3 separate regions of the Homo sapiens genome follow, and all the other regions are linked to region 1. A link is a contact called in ENCODE Hi-C or POLR2A ChIA-PET data. All regions are on one chromosome and are shown on one strand. Each heading gives the region's core, a stretch centred on a gene start or an enhancer-like site at or near the end of the contact. The rest is flanking DNA. Distances are from core to core; before and after follow the strand shown. Region 1 holds the start of DCUN1D1 (defective in cullin neddylation 1 domain containing 1). Region 2 holds the start of DVL3 (dishevelled segment polarity protein 3). Region 3 holds the start of EEF1AKMT4 (EEF1A lysine methyltransferase 4).

The links. A loop is a pair of places that touch in the nucleus more often than their neighbours do. ChIA-PET counts read pairs that join two places held with the same protein, here RNA polymerase II (POLR2A). Pooled maps may share reads with other maps.
Region 2: a loop to region 1 is called in a pooled map, with 3 times the contacts of the local background. The contact joins the promoter of DVL3 here to the promoter of DCUN1D1 in region 1. A Hi-C loop is called at or near these places in 1 of 50 pooled maps. POLR2A ChIA-PET finds 5 or more read pairs at or near these places in 2 of 52 experiments (GM10248 and HEK293).
Region 3: a pooled map shows a loop between it and region 1 (4-fold over the local background). The contact joins the promoter of EEF1AKMT4 here to the promoter of DCUN1D1 in region 1. A Hi-C loop is called at or near these places in 2 of 50 pooled maps. POLR2A ChIA-PET finds 5 or more read pairs at or near these places in 2 of 52 experiments (GM10248 and endothelial cell of umbilical vein).

What each region holds. Positions count from the first base shown.
Region 1 is chr3:182,977,398-182,982,054 of GRCh38, reverse strand. DCUN1D1 (defective in cullin neddylation 1 domain containing 1) reads left to right here and starts at 1,517. Exons shown (of 7, transcript NM_020640.4): 1 at 1,517-1,568. The coding sequence starts at 1,566. It overlaps LOC105374246 (a long non-coding RNA gene), which reads right to left and starts at 1,248. Exons shown (of 2, transcript XR_924771.2): 1 at 568-1,248. RefSeq lists silencers at 1,229-1,668, 1,729-1,848.
Region 2 is chr3:184,153,633-184,158,119 of GRCh38, reverse strand. DVL3 (dishevelled segment polarity protein 3) reads right to left here and starts at 2,743. Exons shown (of 15, transcript NM_004423.4): 1 at 2,324-2,743. The coding sequence starts at 2,484. RefSeq lists enhancers at 406-1,281, 1,282-2,159 and a silencer at 2,497-2,846.
Region 3 is chr3:184,247,397-184,252,189 of GRCh38, reverse strand. It overlaps EEF1AKMT4 (EEF1A lysine methyltransferase 4), which reads right to left and starts at 2,518. Exons shown (of 3, transcript NM_032331.4): 1 at 2,300-2,518. The coding sequence starts at 2,495. ALG3 (ALG3 alpha-1,3- mannosyltransferase) reads left to right here and starts at 3,228. Exons shown (of 9, transcript NM_005787.6): 1 at 3,228-3,445. The coding sequence starts at 3,250. It overlaps EEF1AKMT4-ECE2 (EEF1AKMT4-ECE2 readthrough), which reads right to left and starts at 2,518. Exons shown (of 19, transcript NM_014693.4): 1 at 2,300-2,518. The coding sequence starts at 2,495. RefSeq lists enhancers at 2,632-2,741, 2,772-2,831, 2,912-2,961, 3,160-3,903, 3,904-4,647.

The DNA.
Region 1 (4,657 bases), core at 268-2,767:
TGAATCCTCCTCATTAACGCCCTAGGTGTTAATACTTTAGGTCAAAAGCTAGGTGAATTCCTGGAGAACCTCCGTGGATGTAGTCCAGTTTCAGGCTTGCTGCATGAGGCAGATCTGGCTTCTCCTTGCAGGACTATTTACCCAGAGCCCAGCAAGGAGCTTGGCACATTCACATGCATTCTTTAAATATTGGGGGAAAGAATGGATGAACGGTTTGTGGCCGCCAGAAACCTGCCTTGGTACAGCGCTGGGCGCTCCCAGTACATGGCTAGCTCCAGGAAGTTAGGAGGCCTTTGGGAGTTACCAAAGAAGTTCTGTTGTTTTGGTAAGAACAAATTCATTAGTTATAGGGTTGATCTGGTCGTTTAATGCCTGTGCTGGTGATGATGGTGATAACGGGTCTACTCAGGTGGGTCCTGTTCTGAAACGTAGGTAAGCTCTTGGTACAGTTTCAGATGTGACTTTCTGAGTGAGTTTGCTTTCTTAGCTGTTTTATTTCCTTCCTGTGTGAAGGTGTCTTATCTCTCCAACTGGATACTACATTTCTGAAGGGCAAGGACCACTTACTCCACAGGAGTCTTCTGTCCTCCTTGCAGCACGAATTTGTCCACTTGATCCTCAGCTCAGAATCCTAGTGCTCCTCAGCCTCAGTTGATTTAACGCCCAGGGCAGGTCACACCTGGACTGTCCGCCCTGCGTGACTAGACCCTCAGTGAAAAAATGTGTAGTTGCTTCCCGAAACTTATCCTGGGCGGGCCGAACTGAGGGGATACTGAGAGCTAGCAGTAGGCAGGCAACCTGGACTCCCGCAGCCCGGCCTTGGGTCTCAGTGCACCCCACCCCATCTCACTATAGGGTTACCCCAACTGTCTCCCAGTAGACAGGTCTGGGGAGAGCCTGGTCCTCACTAATGGAGTGACAGCCACCGCAGGGGGGGGACTAAGGTCTCCCCTGGGATGCCCACGCGAGGGAACTGATGTAGGTCTGATACTGAGATTGGGGGGAAAAAGAAGAAAACACGGGGCAGGGGGAGGTGTTTCCACTATCTTCTCCCTTTTTTTGATACTGATGGGGAGGGGAGGTCTGGGATGGATGAAGCTCCTCAACCATCCGTTTCAGCCGCCCCCAGCTGCTCAACTTATCCGCCGCCGCTCGTGCCCGCTTCCAGCCTGCGTAGACCCGGCCGTGGTCGTCCGGAAGGAACCGCGTAGGAAACGGAGGTGGGGTGTCCCCCGGCGCCCCCACCAGAGACCGCCCGGCGCGGCAGGAGGATGTCGGCGCGCGGAGGGCTTGCGTCGCCCGCCCCTCCCCCGCCGCGCCCCCCGCCCCCGCCCACTCCCCGGGGGACCCCCGCGCCCGGGGGAAGCCCCGCGCGGGGCGCCCTCCGCCTGCCTCCGTCCCTCCGCCTCCCCGAGGTCCGGGGCTGCCTCCTCGGGCCGCGCCGGGCCGCCCCGCACTGCGCATGAGCGGGAGCCGGGCAAGCCCGTGAGAGGAGCCGCCGCCGCCGCCGCCGTCCATTCGCTGCGGAGCCGGAGGAGGAGGGGAGAGGCCTGGAGGACACCAACATGGTGAGGCACTGCGGCCGCCCGCCCGCCCTGCCGGCTGGGGGCCGGCGCTGCCGCGCACCCCCGCCCCGGCCGCCCTCCGTCCCGCGGCGACCCTGCAGCCCCGAGCCTCGGCCCGCGGCCTCCGTCCCGCTCCCAGGCGGGGGCTCTCCTGCCTGCCTCTCCCTTCCTCCTTCGCCCCTTCCCGCCCGGGCGCAGCCGCTACGCGAGAGCCGAGGAGGCGGAGCGGAGCCGGGCCTAGTCGGGAGCCCCGGGGAGTTTGGGGCGCGGGGAGCGGCCCCGGTGCCCCTTGCCGGGGCCCGGCGCGGGTGGGGGAGGCGTTGGGGCGGGGGGAGGGGAGGGGGCAACGGCCTTGCCCCTGCCCCTCTGCCGGCTCCATTGTGTCTGGTCGGGGACTGGGGTCTGGGGTTCCGGGTGAGTAGCCTCCCCCCGCCCCGAAGCCGGGGCTTCCCTCTCCGCCCGGCCGGGGAGAAGGAAAGACTTTCCCGGCGCGCCTCTCCCTCCTCCGCTCCCGGCTCCAATACCCCGCAAGTCTCCCAGGCAGTTTTGCTTGGGGCGGGGTATCAGCCCTTTTCCTTTCTCCATCACCTCTCGAGGCGTCCCATGCTTTTGGAGAAGGAGAGTTTCCCCGGCCAGTTGGTGGAGGTTATATTTACCTCTCTACTGAAAACATGGGAGACTGCTGAGCTTGGGGGAGGGGGTACGGAAGTGCAACCTGTTCTCATTTCATAAAATTAGGGAACACAGACTAGCGAGCGCCCTTTCGAGCACCTATTTTATTTGCTTGGGGGTGGGAGGAGTAATTGCTTTATTATAGTAGTTAAGGGCCATTTGTGATTTTTTTTAAAACAGTTTGTCAAGTTACTCTCCTTTTTTGTTTGGGGGGGGGAAAAAGTCCTCTCCAGGCTTGCAGACCCTTGTGGTCGAGTTGTTTACTTTGGTAATTAAGTACCTGACTCTGCTGGACGCTCTTCGCGTTTCAGAAGCGCTGTTTGGCATTGTACAGTCTGAGCGTGAGTTGAATTCCGTGCAGGTTACTGTATGAATAGTAAAAATGATATTGTTGTCCTTTGCTCGTGGGGAACATAAAGGCCTCTTTGAGGAGGGTGTGTGTGCGCGCCTGTGTTAAGGGAATGCTCCAGTGTCTTTGTTTTTAGTTGGTCTTATTTTTGCTGAATGACACTTCTAGTCCCATCCTCCAGCTTGGCAGTATTTTGTTGTCATGTATGGATATATGGTTTAGTCTGACACATATTTAACACTTATGTTCTGTGGCAAGTTGTGTAGGAATTTACAGTTTGAATTGGTAAGAAAACTTTAAAGTGCAGGTTAATGTATAGATTAGTATTACAGTGTTCAGAGATCCACCAGGCAGTCTAAACAGTTTCTAGTTTCTTAAGTATTTAGATGGTCATAGACATTACTCCTGAAGTTTCCAGACTCTTAGCATTTAGATAAGTATAGTAAGCTCGAAGTAATGACGTTAATTCCCTGGGAAACACTCAGCCACAGCTGAAATGTGTGCTCTTCAGGATGGTCTCCAGATCCGCATCATCCCCTAGACAGTGGGGTCCCGGAAATACTCATCACCTGTTCAGGAATTCAGGCATCAAGTGGTTCGTAGGGAGAGTTCAGCTTGTAAGCTTCTATTCTTTTGGTTAATATTAAAATTAGCTAGTTTTGAAACTTAGCCATAACCCATGTAATTCTACCAGTGGTGACAAGATATTAATTTAAAACATATCCTGTGGCTGAACTCAGTTTATGTCATGAGAATTGTCGTGATATTCTCTGGTTTAGCTAACTCACCGTAGGGGCTGGGCACGGTGGCTCATGCCTGTAATCCCAGCACCCTGGGTCACCGAAGCAGGAGGATTGCTTGAGAGCCTAGGAGTTTGAGACCAGCCTGCGCAACATAGTAGTGAGACTCCATCCCAAGGAAAAAAAATAGCCAAGCATGCTGGTGCTAGCCTGTGGTTGCCCCTACTCCAGAGGATGAGGTGGGAGGATTACTTGAGCTGGGAGGTTGAGGCTGCTGTGAGCCCTGCCACTGCACCACTCCAGCCTGGCTAACAGACCTTGTCTCTTAAAAAAAATAATAAGAAAGGAAAGAGACTCACCACTGGCCCTAATCGAAGTTAGGCAGTAAGAATTTTATAGTTAAGAAGTTGTTTCATTATAAAGTTATCTTACATATATTTGTTTCTTTATGCAGTTTCGGGGCTGTGAGTTTTTTGGTGTCTGTAGCTGCAGCCCATTTCCAGAGCACATGTTATTGTCAGTTCTAGAGCAAACTTAAATGATGGGATATTTGAAATACTTTGTATAAGTAAAAAAGTTCTGTTAACTTCCTCCCTCCCCCCACACACAGACTAAAAACGACTCCAAAATTAGATAATATTCTGTTACTTTGGAACTTGTTTTTTGTTGTTGTTGTTTTTTTTTTTTTGAGATGGAGTTTTTGCTCTGTTGCCCAGGCTGGAGTGCAGTGGTGCAATCTTGGCTCACTGCAACCCGTGCCTCCTGGGTTCAAGCGATTCTCCAGCCTAAGCCTCCCAAGTAGCTGGGATTATAGGTGCCCGCCAACATACCCGGCTGATTTTTGTATTTTTAGTAGAGACGAGGTTTCACTATGTTGACCTGGCTGGTCTCGAACTCTTGACTTCAGGTGATCCACCTGCCTCGGCCGCCCAAGGTGCTAGGATTACAGGCGTGAGCCACCACGCCAGCCTGAAACATATTTTTAAAAAGTGTTCGGCTGAGTGCAGTGGCTCACGCCTGTAATCCCAGCACTTTGGGAGGCCAAGGTGGGCGGATCACAAGGTCAAGAGTTTGAGACCAGCCTGGCCAATACGGTGAAACCCCGTCTCTACTAAAAATACAAAAATTAGCCAGGCGTGGTGGTGGGGGCCTGTAGTCTCAGCTACTCAGGAGGCTGAGGCGGGAGAATCACTGGAACCCAGAGGAGGAGGTTGCAGTGAGCCGAGATCGCGTCATTGCACTCCAGCCTGGGCGAGAGCGAGACTCCGTCTCAAAAAAAAAAAAGTGTTCAAAACGTGTGGGTTGTTTTATTTATAAGATGGCAGGATTGG
Region 2 (4,487 bases), core at 1,494-3,993, 1.2 Mb before region 1:
CAAGCAATCCTCCCACCTCAGCCTCCCAAATTGCTGAGATTACAGGTGTGAGCCACCATGCCTGACAGAGTTTCATTTGTAAACTAGAGATACTATTACGCTATCTATTTCATAAGGCTGTTTCGAAGATTAAATGAGTGAAGATTTGAAAAGCATTTAGATTAGTCCCTGGCACACTAAGCATAAAAGGCGTGTGTTAAATAAATGAAACATATATATATGCTCTTCAGCTATTAGTCCTCTGTGACAAGACAGCTCTATCAGTTCCCCTGCTCATTTATCCTTCTGGGGATACAAACAGAATCCATCTCCTCCACTTCATTTTTAATACTGTTTTCAACCCTGCTAAAATGGTCCAACTCTGATTTTGGTTCAAGTACCACTGATGTTTGCAAGATGGCTTCAGGTGGCACACAGATTAACATTGCTTAGTTCAATCATTAAATATTTATGTTAAACATATTTTAGAAAGAAATATAAACAGAAAAGTCAGACCTATGGTTTCATATTATTGCTTGGTTCAAGCTAAGAAAAACAGTAAGTGGACTGACAATGGATTTAAAGAAAAATATTAAGTAACAGTGACTGGATGTAATGGGGGCCCTCTTAAAACTGCAGTTAGGCCTTGGGATTGGGAGAGCAGCCCAGAGTTGTCCAGGCTTAGGAGGCAGGGGCCAGGTCCAGTGGGTCTGGAGATAAGTACAGGGTGGAGAGACAGCCTATCTTAGTCCCTCAAGGCATCTGGATCTGAGGTGGCCCCAGGGCACTGGACTCTGGCTCATCTTCCCCCATTCCTTATGTGGAGGCAGTAGCTTGATCCCTTCTAACCCTATTCTTCTCTTGCCAGGCCAAAGTATCCACCCCCTCACCCAGACCCCTTCTAGATCCATCCCTCCTCAGAATCTTCCAATTAGAGGTGTCTGTCTCTGGGCTGAAGGCAGACAATCATTATCACACCAGGAGCACCCCACCCCAGGGCAGGAACAACAACAGAAACAAGAATAGTTAGAATCTACAAAGCACTGCCCACTGTACAAAGCACTCTCACACACATGATTTCAGGGGCTCATCCAACCCTGAGTTCCAGGGCAGAAGGTGACAGCAAAACATGCCAGGCATTAGACAGAAGGTGCTTGCTTCCTAGTGCTAGGTGGGCCAGGGGCTTGGGAGAGAAGCCAGACAGATGAACACTGGGGAGAAGAATGTCTCCTCTTGGCTGTGGGGCCTCAGCTCCAAAGAGCAGTGCAGGCCTCAGGCTAGGGCTGGAGAGGCAGCCTTCAGGCCTGGAGGGGCCTTCCCCACCGCCTCCAGGCCCAGCGCCCAGTTAGTGAGGCGGCAGGCAAGTGTGGGCGCCTCCCCCTCCCCCAGTCTCCTGGGAGTTGGGGGGGTTCGAGGGGGATCAGCCAGGCCCCCCTCTTCCCAGGCCAGCTGCTTCAGAACCTTCCGGCTCCAACATTCCATCCCCTCTTAAAGGGAAAGTGACTGCTTCCAAACTGTGCCTGTCCAGATCTCTGCAGCTGGGTGGAAGGGAAGACCCCACCAGGGAGGGGAAGATAGAGAACACCAAGAAACTCTTCCTGGCTATCCCACCCAGGCCCCAGGCCCTTCCTAACGTCTCTCCACTGGCCACCAACTGGAGGAAAAAAGCCCGAATTGGAGGAAAGATCAGCACCTGGGTCAGTGAGGACTACTCCGCAGGGGTCAGGCTCTCTGTTCCGGTGACAACACCCACAACAGCCCACAAAGGAGAGGGCAGGCAGCTAGATAAACATCAGATCTGCAGACCCCGCTCGCGGCCAGGCGCCCGAGCACCCCCGACACCCCTCCCCCAGCTCAAAGTCCCAGCAGAGCCCTCAGATGCAGCATACTCCAAATATGGCTGGGAGCTGTGCTGCTGAAAAGATGAAGGGGGCGAAGAACGAGGGCCACACGACCCAAGTCTGTGCGGAAAAAGGTGGCTCTGGCTCCTCGGCAGGAGGAGGATGGGGGACTCGGGCTCTGAAACTAGGTGGAGGGGGGGTGTGTCTGTCTCTGTGGGCCACTGGTCTCTGAAGAGGTAAGGGGACCGCACCGGCAGGAACTCTGATTGCTAGTGGGGAATTGGACGTCCCCTTAAACAAGGGAGGCCAACGTCCCCTCTTCAGAGGTAAACGGGAGTTGCTACTGGGGCTGGAACCAAAGGGGCCCAAATGGGCCGAGTCGCCCCTAGAAGTCAGAGCGGGGCTAGGAGCCGGTGTAGCGAGGCAAGTCGAAACGGACCGCGTCATCCCTTAGAAGCCAGAGCGGCCGGGGCTCCCGGAGGCGGGGCGGGGGCCATCCTCACCCGAAATCGTCGTCCATAGACTTGAAGAAGAACTTATAGCTGGGTCGCTGCAAAACGCCCTTAAAGTCCGCCAAGGTGACGCGCTCGGCGGGCAGGGGCAGCTTCACAAGGTACGGCGTCTCCTGCCCATCCAAGTGGTAGATGATCTTGGTCTCGCCCATGGCTCTGGCCTCGGGCCCGGCGGCCCGCGCGCGGCCTGCTCGGGCGGCCGGGCCGAGCCTCCCAGACGGCGGCGGCGCGCGGCGCGGCCCAGCGGCTCAACCCAGCTCGGCGGCTGCTGGCGGCGCCAGCTCCCTTGTTCTCCGGCCGCTACCGGGTCCCAGCGCCGCCCGCCGCCGCCGCGGCCGCCGCTTCCGCTCCCCACTCTCCCGACTGGACTGGCGACCGCGACTCTTCCGGTGGCCGCGGCCCTCCCGGCCCAGGGCTTCGTCCGGGCCCGCTCCCCTCCTCCGGCCCGGCGCGGCCCCGCCCCGGCGCGCCCCGCCCCCGGCCGCCGCGGAGAGGCGCCGGCGTCGCGGCAGATGGCAGGGTTTCCCGCCCACTGGCCGGGCCGCGGCGCTCCGGTCCCGGGTCCCTAGAAACGGAAGGGGAGATTCACCGGGATGGCGGCGTTCCCGGACCCCTGAAGGCCCTGACTCCGGACCCAAGTGGGATCGGCGACTCCTCTGCAGTCCAGGAAGAGTGGAATGCAGGGATTGCTTTGGTCCCCAGAAATGGTCTGGGGAAAGAGGGTGGGTCTGACTCTGGATCCCTGGAGGAGAATGACCTCAACATGGCCCTTCAGTGTTTCTTGAGAAGCACAACTGCTGTCACTGAGTCTACTAAACTGATCTCGAGAGAAGGACAGCATCCAGTTCTGATTCCTCCCTATAACCTTAGCGTCCAGTTGCAAGGTAGTGGTTTAATAAATGGGTTGAATGCGGAATAAGTGGGGCCCGGGCGCGGTGGCTCACGCTTCTAATCCCAGCACTTTGGGAGGCCAAGGCGGGCGGATCGCCCGAGGTCGAGAGTTCAAGACCAGCCTGACCAACATGGAGAAACCCTGTCTCTACTAAAAATACAAAAAAATTAGCCGGGCGTGGTGGCGCATGCATGTAATCTCAGCTACTCGGGAGGCTGAGGCAGAAGAATCGCTTGAACACGGGCGGCGGAGGTTGCGGTGAGCCGAGATCGGTGAGTCGAGATCCTGCCTTTGCACTCCAGCCTGGGCAACAAAAGTGAAACTCCATCCCCCCTCGCCCCCCCCCAAAAAAAAAGATAAGTGGATGCATGCATGCCTAAGACAGTAAGTCTCAAACCAGAACTCCAGAACTAGGTATAGCCGGTTCCTCACAGATCTCCTCACCCCTTAACTTTTAATTCATTTAATAAATACTGAAGGCCTACTGTGTATAAGGCATATCGCATGAGATATAGCGATAGCGAGACAGACAAGGCTGCTCTCAGGACCTTCCCTCAGCTGGAGGGAAGCACATAGGCTTGTAAATACATAACTTCAGAGTGACCACTGCTATGAAGAAGGTAAAACAAAGTGATGGGATAGTGACAGGGGAAGCCAGGCGCAATGGCTCATGCCTGTAATTCCAACATTTTGGGAGGCTGAGGCAGGTGGATCACCTGAGGTTAGGAGTTCGAGACCAGCCTGGCCAAAATGGTGAAACCCCGTCTCTAGTAAAAATACAAAAATTAGCTGGACATGGTGGCGCATGCCTGTAGTCCCAGCTACTCGGGAGGCTGAGGCAGGAGAATCGCTTGAACCCGGGAGGTGGAGCTTGCAGTGAGCCGAGATCCCACCACTGCACTCCAGCCTGGGCGACAGAGCGAGACTCCGCCTCAAACAAAAACAAAAACAAAACAACCAAAACAAAACGAGAAAGAGGTTTCTGATTGGTTAGAGAAAACTTCTTCCAGAAAAAAAGACCTAGAAATAGCAAGGATGAAGTGGCTATGAGAAGATCTGGGGTGACAGCCTTCTAGGCAGAGGGCACAGCCAATATACAGGCTCAAGGCAGGAATAAACATGTTACATTTGAGGAATAAGAAGGCCATCATGACTAAAGGAACAGTCCTAGGTGAGGCTGGAAACATAGACCCGCCAGATTACATAGGGCCTTGGATGCTATGGTCTTAAGTATGGGCTCCTTCTACTCCATTTTATACACTG
Region 3 (4,793 bases), core at 1,269-3,768, 1.3 Mb before region 1:
AGCATAAGAATCTGCTGTGAAGCTTGTTGAACATACAGATTCCTGAGACCCACATTAGACCATCCCTGGAATTAGAATCTCACAGTGCAGTCTAGTTCCCCAGGTAATTTTGATACACACTAAAGCTTGAGAAAACAGATCTAAGGTAAATCTATAAATAAGTGCAATGGTTTAAAATCACAGATTCAAGAAAGTGTTTACTTGTGGGGAGAAGGGGTTTTAGGAGGACCACACAGAGAACCTTGAATATACTTTTCATTTTGCCAGGCATTGTTCTAGGTATCCTTCATGCTCATTTAATCAACTTAAAGCCCAATTAATAAATATGCTTATGTTTTTAAGGTTGAGAAAATGGAAGCACAGAAATTCAAGTATTTTGTCCAGGATTACACAGCCAGTATAAGCCGAGCCAAGATTCCAACATAATTCACTGCCTCTGGAGTCCAAGGTGGTTTTTTGTTTGTTTGTTTTTTGTTTTGCTTTGTTTTGAGACAGGGTCTCATTCTGTCGCCTAGGCTGGAGCCCATTGGAGCCATCACAGCTCACTGCAGCCTGGATCTCCTGGCTCAAACGATCCTCCTGCCTCAGCCTCTTGAGTAACTCGGACTATGGGCACAGGCCACCATGCCCAGCTAAGTTTTAATTTTTTTTTTTTTTGAGACAGGGTCTTACTCTGTCACCCAGGCTGGAGTGGAGTGGTGCAATCTCAGCTCACTGCAACCTCCACCTCCTGGGCTCAAGTGATTCTCCTGCCTCAGCCTCCCAAGTACCTGGGATTACAGGCACGTGCCACCACACCTGGCTGATTTTTGTATTTTTAGTAGAGACGGGGTTTCACCATGTTGGCCAGGCTTGTCTTGAACTCCTGACCTCAAATGATCCACCCGCCTTGGTCTCCCAAAGTGTTGTGATTACAAGCATAAGCCACTGCTCTGGCCTAAATTTTTTGTAGAGATGGGATCTCACTATGTTGCCCAGGCTGGTCTTGAGCTCCTGCGATCAAGTGATCCTTCCACCTTGGCCTCCCAAAGTGCTGGGATTATGAGCATGAATCATGAGGCCAGCCCAGAGTCCAAGTTCTTTTCTTTTTTTTTTTTTTTTTTTGAGACAGAGTTTTGCTCTTCTTGCACAGGCTGGAGTGCAATGGCATGATCTTGGCTCACCACAACCTCCGCCTCCCTGGTTCAAGCGATTTTCCTGCCTCAGCCTCCCAAGTAGTTGGGATTATAGGCATGCGCCACCACACCCGACTAATTTTTTGTATTTTTAGTAGAGATGGGGTTTCTCCATGTTGGTCAGGCTGATCTCGAACTCCCGACCTCAGGTGATCCGCCCGCCTTGGCCTCCCAAAGTGCTGGGATTAATGGCGTGAGCCACCGCGCCCAGCCAAGTTATTAACCACTAAATTATACTTTTTTTTCTATCCCTAGTAATGTTCTATTTCTCAAACTGAGTGGAATAGACACACACATTAGATTTGTTATTTATACCTTACATATATATTACATATACCTTTTTTATTTATTAAAGACTTCACTTAAACATACAAAGGCTTTTACAAAGAGCAAAGTAAAAACGACAATTGGAAGAAAATCTGTTGCTCATTCAAACTTTACTAGCGCCTCCAAGGCTGACACTAGGAGAGAACCTCAAGAGGTCAGCCGAACACCCCAGAGCCCTACCTTTCCTCCAGCACGTCTCCCTTTGGGGAATCGTATCACCCTGGGCGGCAATCTCCCCTCCACCCCTAGAGGGTGCTGTTCTCACTCTCTAAGGCATAGGACCAAGTTTCAGACAGGACTCTCTCTAGGTGACTCTGGCTCCCAGTGCCCAGGGGCAAAAAGAAAAGCGCTGGGCATTATTCTCGAGGTGCCTGCGCGTGCCGCCTCCGATGTGAACTCGCAGTACCATTTCTAGAACTGAATCTAAAGCTCAGAACGGGTTCATGACTTGTCCTAAGTTTTACAAGTCAATTAGCGCTAGGACTTGATCTCGGTCCTCTGAGCAATCCGGTCCCCAAGGCTGCCTGCCTCCCGAGGGTCCGGACAGGGTCTTGGGTACCCCCAACGCTCAAACTCTGAGGGACTGTCTTTCTCCAGAGGGCCCCGGGACCAACAATCTCTTACTCCTGTTAGCCTTGACTAAATACAGCCGGGACTCTGAAGGAGCTGGATCTCGCGTCCCAACGCAGGCGTCCTCCAAGAGGGATAGACAGGCGGGAGGAAAGCGGACCAGGCCAAGCCCATGCGGCGCCGGTCCTGCCAGCTCTACCTGGCGGGGCCGCGCCGGGATTACCCACCTAGCACAAGGATACGGTCCTCGGGCCGCAGCTCCGGCTCTAGGAGGGCACGGAAGGAGGAGAAGTCCCCGAACCAATCGTAGGGGGCAGAATCGGCTGCGCCTTGGTAGCGCTGATCCCAGTACTCGACTTCGCGGTACCCGCAGTTCCGCTCCGGTAACTCCGGAGGCGCCCTACCTGCCCCTGGAGAGGCCATGCTCTCAACCGCCGGGCAGCCAGAGCCGCCGGCCCTTCAGCCAATACGGAAGGCAGGATGCAGAAGGCGGGGCGCTGGTGTCTCCGCCCACCACCTGCAGTTGCTCAACACAAACACGTGGAACTTCCGTCCTTTACTAAGCGCTCTTCGAAGAATCCTCCGGCTGGGAAAACTATCGTCCAGACCCTGAATCCTCCGGCTGTACTGCCAAGTCATTTCCTAGGGCCGCACTCAAGGTGTCAGACTCACGTGGGCTCATCACTGCGTCCTCTCATATTTTCAATATGAATGACTTTTATCAGGAAATCTGAAAATTAGTGAAAGGTTCATTTTTCTCAGCATCCGGAAGGCTCGAAGGGCAGGCAGGAGGGGCGCGAACAGGGGCTTTGCCCTCCTGGAGAGACAGCATGAACACAGATGTTCCCAGCGCAGGCGAAGGAGAATGCTGGCTTCAGCGGTTGTGGGGGAGGTAGGCAGGAATGTTGCTTTTCTGGACATTCGTTCTAAATTAGCGCCTGTGTACCCAGGGCTGGGTATAAACTGAGGAGTAAGACATTGTCCCTGCTCCTATGGAGCGTGGAGTGCATCAGAGGAGACAAATGCAGAAAAATTACATTTTAGTGGAGTAAATGAAGACTGGCTACTCGGATCGGCGCTTAGCCTGGTGGGACGCCAGGCACGGGAAGCGGAACCTAAGTGTCGAAGGTTCGGGTTTCCGGGGGTGGTGGGCCCACACAAGCGGCGCACCGTTAAGATGGCGGCTGGGCTGCGGAAACGCGGCCGGTCCGGTTCCGCGGCCCAGGCAGAGGGACTCTGCAAGCAATGGCTGCAGCGCGCCTGGCAAGAGCGGCGCCTGCTGCTGCGGGAGCCGCGCTACACGCTGCTGGTGGCCGCCTGCCTCTGCCTGGCGGAGGTGGGCATCACCTTCTGGGTCATTCACAGGGTGGCATGTGAGTGCGCCGAGGGGGAGGGGAGGGGAGGGAGGGAGACCTGAACCCGCGACCCAAACTGGATCTCAGACCTGGAACTCCAAACCAGACTCTGTATCCACTCACTCGTCAATTGCGAACCCATCCATATCCCTTACCTGAGCGCCAAGCCTGCTCTACAGAAAACCGGATCTTAATCTGCCCGCATGGCAGAGGTGGATACCCTAGAGATTGGCCTTCTGCACTGAACTTACAGCCTGCAAACCAGCTTAGAAGTCAGATTTGAGCCAAAATTGTTGTACTGCTGCTGCTGCTGCTTTTCTCTGTGGCTTTGGACACCTCAGGTCTCCTCCTGGATCTCAGCTTTTTCCATGTGTTCAGTTCTGTGATCTTTGAACGTCCCTTCTCAATGATGGCATCTTGTGACCACTTGAGTCCATTAGGCATTATTGGCTACTCCTTTCCAGGCTGAAACTATACTCTAGGCTTAAGGCACTTGGCTTTCTTGCTAAAGACTCTTAATTCAACAAATATTTATTTAGTGCTTATTATATGCCTAGCATTATGCTGGTTACCAGAGAGAGGTACAGTGGTGAATAAGAGATGCATTTCTGCCGGGCGCGGTGGCTCACGCCTGTAATCCCAGCACTTTGGGAGGCCGAGGCGGGCGGATCACGAGGTCAGGAGATCGAGGCCATCCTGGCTAACACGGTGAAACCCCGTCTCTACTGAAAAAAAAAAAAAAAAAAGAATTTAGCCGGGCATGGTGGCGGGCGCCTGTAGTCCCAGCTACTCGGGAGGCTGAGGCAGGAGAATGGCGTGAACCCGGGAGGCAGAGCTTTCAGTGAGCCGAGATCACGCCACTGCACTCCAGCCTGGGCGACAGAGCAAGACTCCGTCTCAAAAAAAAAAAAAGAAAAAGGATGCATTTCTAACTCGGGCCTGGACAGTAAGTTAGCAGGCAATTATAATGCATCATAATCATGGTAGTAGTAACACAGGATACCATAAAGGGCATAGGAAGTCACTTAAACCAGGTTGGAGGAGTCAGCAAAGGCTTCATAGAGCCACCCTTGGAAGGTAGGAATTAGCTATTTAAGGAAAGAAGAAAAAGGTGAGGGGAAGGAGTGCTGTGGACAGAGGATCCTCTATTAAAAATCTCCAGCTAGGCTGGGCGCAGCGGCACACGCCTGTAATCCCAGCACTTTGGTAGGCCTAGGCGGGTGGATCTCCTGAGGTCAGGAATTTGAGACCAGCCTGGCCAACATGATGAAATCCTGTCTCTACTAAAAATACAAAAATTAGCTGGGCGTGGTGGCATATGCCTGTAATCCCAGCTACTCGGGAGGTTGAGACAGGAGAATTGCTT